Regions from separate parts of the Homo sapiens genome. Here region 1 is linked to region 2. A link is a contact called in ENCODE Hi-C or POLR2A ChIA-PET data. All regions are on one chromosome and are shown on one strand. Each heading gives the region's core, a stretch centred on a gene start or an enhancer-like site at or near the end of the contact. The rest is flanking DNA. Distances are from core to core; before and after follow the strand shown. Region 1 has its middle 120 kb from the start of SPATA31C2. Region 2 holds the start of SPIN1 (spindlin 1).

Region 1 (2,700 bases), core at 99-2,598, 130 kb after region 2:
CTGTGGAAGCATTTTGGAAACAAATAATAAAAAAAACATAATAAACACTTTTGTTTACATGTCCTAGCTTTATGGAATCTGAAGAAGACAAAGGACCCACTCACATGTTGGGCACTTGCTTTAAAACCTTACTCTTGGCTGGGCGCGGTGGCTCATGCCTGTAATCCCAGCACTTTGGAAGGTCGAGGCAGGCGGATCACTAGGTCAGGAGATCAAGACCATCCTGGCTAACACAGTGAAAACCCGTCTCTACTAAAAATACAAAAAATTAGCCGGGCGTGGTGGTGGGCGCCTGTAGTCCCAGCTACTCGGGAGGCTGAGGCAGGAGAATGGCGTGAACCCAGGAGGCGGAGCTTGCAGTGAGCCGAGATCGCACCACTGCACTCCAGCCTGGGCAACAGAGCAAGACTCTGTCTCAAAAACAAAACAAAACAAACAAACAAACAAAACCTTACTCTTTAGTAGTCGGCTTCATGGGCTGACAGCTGCACTGTTTCTCAGGGCCCAGCCCTCAGAAGGCCCATGCTTGGCTTAATACTCTGCTATCACCATCTTGAAATTCTTAATAATTTTGAACAAGGGGCCCCCACATTTTCATTTTGCACTCAGTCACGAATTATGTAGCTAGTCCTGCTCTTTAACCAGGAGCCAGAGATACGGTCTCCAAAAGGAACATACCTATTTACTAAGTGAAAGAAGCTAATTTGGAAAGGCTATATGGTTCCAACCCTCTAACATTCTGGAAAAGGCAAAACTATGGAGACAGTAAAAAAAAAGATTAGAGATGAATCAGTCAAGCATAGAGGATTTTTAAGACAGTGAAGCTAGTCTGTGGGATACCGCAGTGGTGGACACATCATTATACATTTGTCCAAGCCCACAGAATGTACAATGCCAAGAGTGAACCCCGGTGTCAACCACGGATTTGGGTGATGATGTGTCAGTGTAGGTTCATCAATGGTAACAGATGGACCACTCTGTGGGGGATGTTGACAATGGGAGAGGCTGTGTGTCTATAGGGCAGGGGAGATATGGGAATGCTCTGTATTTTCTGCTCCTTTTTGCTGTGAACCTGAAACTGCTCTAAAAAAATAAAGTTTACTATAAACAAAAAGAACAATGCACCAATGAGGATCTGGGAATGACAACGTGAGGGTTGTTGTGCAAATGGTCAAATCCGACACCTACAGGGTGAGAACCGGGAGAAGGAGGGCAGAGATCCAGCATCAGGACACGCCTGACCCCAGTTCTGCAGGCTGTGGGGATAATAGAGCTGTCTGCTTTGACGGGGCCAGACCTTGCAGTCCAGTAACCATGCAGGCTGTCCCGACGCCCGTGTCTGCCAAATCTCACTTTTTCCCGGCAACAGGCCAGGTCATACCAGCCGAGAGACTTTTCCGGGAGGCTGAAGGCACACCTTCCTTGTGAAGAATGCTGAGCAGTTGTAGAGTTTGTTTCTTTTAAACACGAAATTGCTGAGGATAAACATGAAATGTTTTATTTATTTAAAAAAATGTTTTTCCTTGTTGCGGTTCCTATTTTTCCTTGTTGTGGTTCCTATTACCCAAAGGATTGGGTTTGCTTTTTTTTTTTTTTTTTTTTGCTGGCATTTCAGGGAACTCTCATTTACAAGCAAAACTCATGCTTTAAGTTTTAGAACAAATCCAGACAGACTGCCATTGGGGTTTACCGGTCTTTAAAAACCAGTGATTTATTTAATGTTGTTGATGAAAACCTAGCTTCCAAAATGTTTTCTTGTGAGATGATTGCTTGGTCTTAGTTTCTAGAAGGCTGAGTTTCTCCACCACTCAATCATGTGCAATGACCTCACCCTTTCATCTGCCCAGGAAGGGAAACCGACTCCAGTGTCCATAGAGACAAGCAAGGGAGTCTGGCTCTCATTTCCTGACTTGCAGAGAATCCGGCTGGCTGCCCCTGGTTTCAGTGGGACTGCTCAAAGCTGAGAGCTCAATTTCAGCAGGAAATGCAGAATCAGCATTAAGAAAGCCAATGTTTCCCAAATTCCAATCAGACAGTGAGTTTCAAATGCTGTATAGTCATGCAGTAGTTTTTGAATAGAAAGCAAGCAAGCATTAAGACAGCAGAAAAGACTATTTTCCAATCTATGAGGTTTGTGTTGCCAAAGGGAGAGAGAGTGCAAGGTTATTCTGGTAACTTAGGAAGTATAAGTGACTGAAGATAACCATTTGTGCATGCTGAGGGGCTTGGTCTGTACAATCCAGCAGGCAAGCATGCTTTCATTGTGTTATCCAGACACTTGAGGCTAAAAAACATGTAGGCCAGGCGCAGTGGCTCACGCCTGTAATCCCAGCACTTTGGGAGGCCGAGGCAGGTGGATCACCTGAGGTCAGGAGTTTGAGACCAGACTGGCCAACATGGTGAAACCCTGTCTCTAACAAAAATACAAAAATTAGCTGGGTGTGGTGGTGGGCGCCTGTAATCCTAGTTACTTGGGAGGCTGAGGCAGGAGAATCGCTGAACCCGGGAGGCAGGAGAATTGCTGAACCCGGGAGGCAGAGGTTGCAGTGAGCTGAGATGGCGCCACTGCACTCCAGCCTGGGCGACAAGAGCAAGATTCTGTCTCAAAACAAAACAAACAAACAAACAAAATCCAACCTTGACTTCTCAGTACCTTGCGTTGTAATCCTGCACAGACTGAGGAGAGATCACGAGCACACA
Region 2 (2,700 bases), core at 149-2,648:
TCCAGGTATAAATCTCCAAGTTTAATTTTCACTGCTTAACAAAAGCGATGTAGAAAGCAATTACTGTACCCTCCATTAATCCTTTCGGATTGCATGGAATTCCTTCCAGAAAATTCCAATAGAAAAAAAGTTAAGACAGGTAATCGCGTTTTGGTACGTGTGTCGTCTCTGGCACAAGTCATGTAGAGTGAAATCCTTTAAGACATTTAAATGTTCCTGGTATTGTTTTGTGATTAACGTGATAAAATTGCCAAACAATCCATATTTACCATGAGTGAAAACACTTCCACCACGTACGGAAAATCTCTCCAAAACACAAAATCTGATTCAAAAATTATAAGTAAAAAGAGAATAAATGTAAAAACAATTCCATAAACAAACTTTGAAATGCGTATACGATGACATTACTGAAGCCATTACTCAAAACGAACCTCTGTAAAATCGAGAACGCACAATCAATGCAATAAAATGCTCGAGAAAGCCAAACCCGAGGCGCTGCGCAGTTCCCGCATCGCACAATTCGTTTCAACACATTCCTTGACGAATACACCCAAGGTCACTCACGATGGAGAGGAAAAGTGCCTGTCTCTCTCCAGAGCACGCAACCCGTTCGCCGCGCCCCCACGGAGGGCGGCGAAGAGACGGCGCATCAGGAAAGGGGCTGCGCGGGCGCGAGGACTGGCCGGTGGGCGTTCCGGCGCCGCGAACCGCGGAGCCTGCAACTTACAAGGTCCGCGGCCATCCCCCGGGCCTGGGAGGGGTGGCCCCAGGGCAGGCCCGCGTCCCCGGGGTGACCCGACCCGTCGCGCCGGGGTCCCGCCCCTCCCCCCGCCCCGCCCCCGTCGCCGGCCCGGGATTATGCAACGTTCCCCCTCCCCGCCTGCATTCTGGCGCAGCGCCCCCTCCCCGCGCCCGACTGCGCAGCGCCGCCGCCCCCTGCCCGCCGGCCTCCCCGCCCGGCTCCAAACAAAGCGCGCGCTAAGGGGCCGGCGGCGGCCGGGGAACTGGGGACGAGAGGGTGGCGGCCATGTTGGCGGGGGGCGGCGGGGATGGGGGCACGGAGGAGTAGGGGCCGGCGAACAAAGGAGCGCGCGCCCGCCCCGAGGCCCAGGCCCGCCCAGCCCGGGTCCCCGCCGCGGCCCAGCCGGCAGGGGGCGCTATGCGGGCGCCGCCCGCTGGACAATGCTCCGCCGGGCCCCGCGCGGGCCGCGCTCACCTGCGCCCCCGGGCAGACCGCCGCACCGCTGGCCCGCCCGCAGCCCGCACTCCCTCACGACCCACGCCCGCCCTGCGCGGGCCTCACCTGCTGACCGCCGAGGCTGCAGTCCACAGGCCCACGGGTTCCGCCGTCGCTCGTTCGCGCTCCCGCCGGCCCCAGCCTGAGCCAGACGGCGCCTCCCCGCCCCCGCTCCCTCGCCGCGGACGCCGCCCGCCCCCCAACAGTCAGGGCGCACGCGCACTGCGCCCGCCGAACTGCGACGGCCGCGCCGCCCCGGCGCCTGGCGCCGACGGCCGACTGCGCAGGCGCAGTGGGGCGGGGCGGGGCCGGCGAGGGCGGGGCCTGGCCCCTCTCACCTGGCTGGCGGCAGGGCGGGGCTCGAGCCCGGGACTGCCAGGTGCGCGCCGGGAATGGGCGGCGGCAGGCGCGCGGGGCACAGGTTCCTGAGGGGGCGCAGCTTTTCCTGGAAGGCAGGCAGCCTGAGAAGGGCTTCGTTTTTGCGCAGTAGGACGTTGAAGAAAGGACAAGCCCCCTTTGTCCTGGACGTAAGCCGCAAGTCGTCCTGAGTGGTGCACACCGCGAAGACTGAGGAAACTGGATCACAGGGCTGGGCCGTGAGCCTTGAACCTCGGAGAACGTCGCATTACTGCTCCAGCGCGCCGGTTCAGGGCCGCGGGACGCGAGCCCTTTAAAAGGATGGATTTGCTTCCTGTGACTCCCTGGAAGAGACGTCTTCACCACCGCACTGCGTAGAGGCCGGCGTCGTCGCCGGCTCACCCCGCTTGCTGCCTCCCCGCACAAAGCCCAGCCCAGGTAGCTCAGGTTAGCTGGAGCCCCGGAGCCTCACCTACAAGTACCTGGCCTGTCCTAGGTTGTGTGGGGACGGGATGTGGCTTCTGCAAGCCCAGAAACCTGTTTCCACTCCCCCACCACAAATGGAACTCACCCAGCTCTACTCGCAAGGTTAGGAGCCAAAAATTCCCATGATCGCACGCGAATTCATTTGACTTCCGTTTCAGTTAAGATGCCTTTTCAGCATTTTGTTGCTTGTTTGCAGAAGGGAGAGAGGTAGGATCAAGAATAGTTTTTACTCCTGCAGAGTCGAGTGCGAGACTTGGAGGCTGAGTCCAGGCGCTCTCCCCTCCCCGCCAGTCCCGTGTCCTGGAGCAGGTCACTGACCTGGTTCCTCGAGTGCGACAGCGCAGCCTCATCGTAATAAACCGCCTCCCAAAGCGTTGTCAGATCAAATTCCAGAACATGTTACTGGAAAGCACCTTGAACACTCTAAACTGCAGCACAGTTATTAGTTAGCAATACTCTTTGGGGTTTCACTGGCACCTTTTCTAACAAATAAGATTGATAGATGCCTGCTCAAACAAATTGAAGTGCTTGTCTCAGATGACACACTTGGCAGGCATGGGACGTTCACAGGCCAACTAGAGAGCTAATTTCAAAACTGAGATATAAAAGTGTATCGCTGT

The links. A loop is a pair of places that touch in the nucleus more often than their neighbours do. ChIA-PET counts read pairs that join two places held with the same protein, here RNA polymerase II (POLR2A). Pooled maps may share reads with other maps.
Region 1: a map of endothelial cell of umbilical vein shows a loop between it and region 2 (7-fold over the local background). The contact joins the enhancer-like site here to the promoter of SPIN1 in region 2. A Hi-C loop is called at or near these places in 4 of 168 maps with a recorded cell type or tissue (aorta, cardiac septum, endothelial cell of umbilical vein and 1 more) and 9 of 50 pooled maps. POLR2A ChIA-PET finds 5 or more read pairs at or near these places in 1 of 52 experiments (MCF 10A).

What each region holds. Positions count from the first base shown.
Region 1 is chr9:88,257,424-88,260,123 of GRCh38, reverse strand. No RefSeq gene overlaps it. Among named protein-coding and RNA genes, the nearest start is that of SPATA31C2, 120 kb to the right of the region's middle. Within about 2 kb of position 1,348, at least 7 of the 41 ENCODE cell types and tissues checked have a DNase peak (open chromatin) inside an H3K27ac peak, as active enhancers do; they include endothelial cell of umbilical vein, where a contact is called at or near this core.
Region 2 is chr9:88,387,142-88,389,841 of GRCh38, reverse strand. SPIN1 (spindlin 1) reads right to left here and starts at 1,398. Exons shown (of 6, transcript NM_006717.3): 1 at 1,304-1,398. LOC124902204 (a long non-coding RNA gene) reads left to right here and starts at 643. Exons shown (of 2, transcript XR_007061652.1): 1 at 643-730; 2 at 1,725-2,700. RefSeq lists a silencer at 746-1,645 and an enhancer at 1,723-2,582.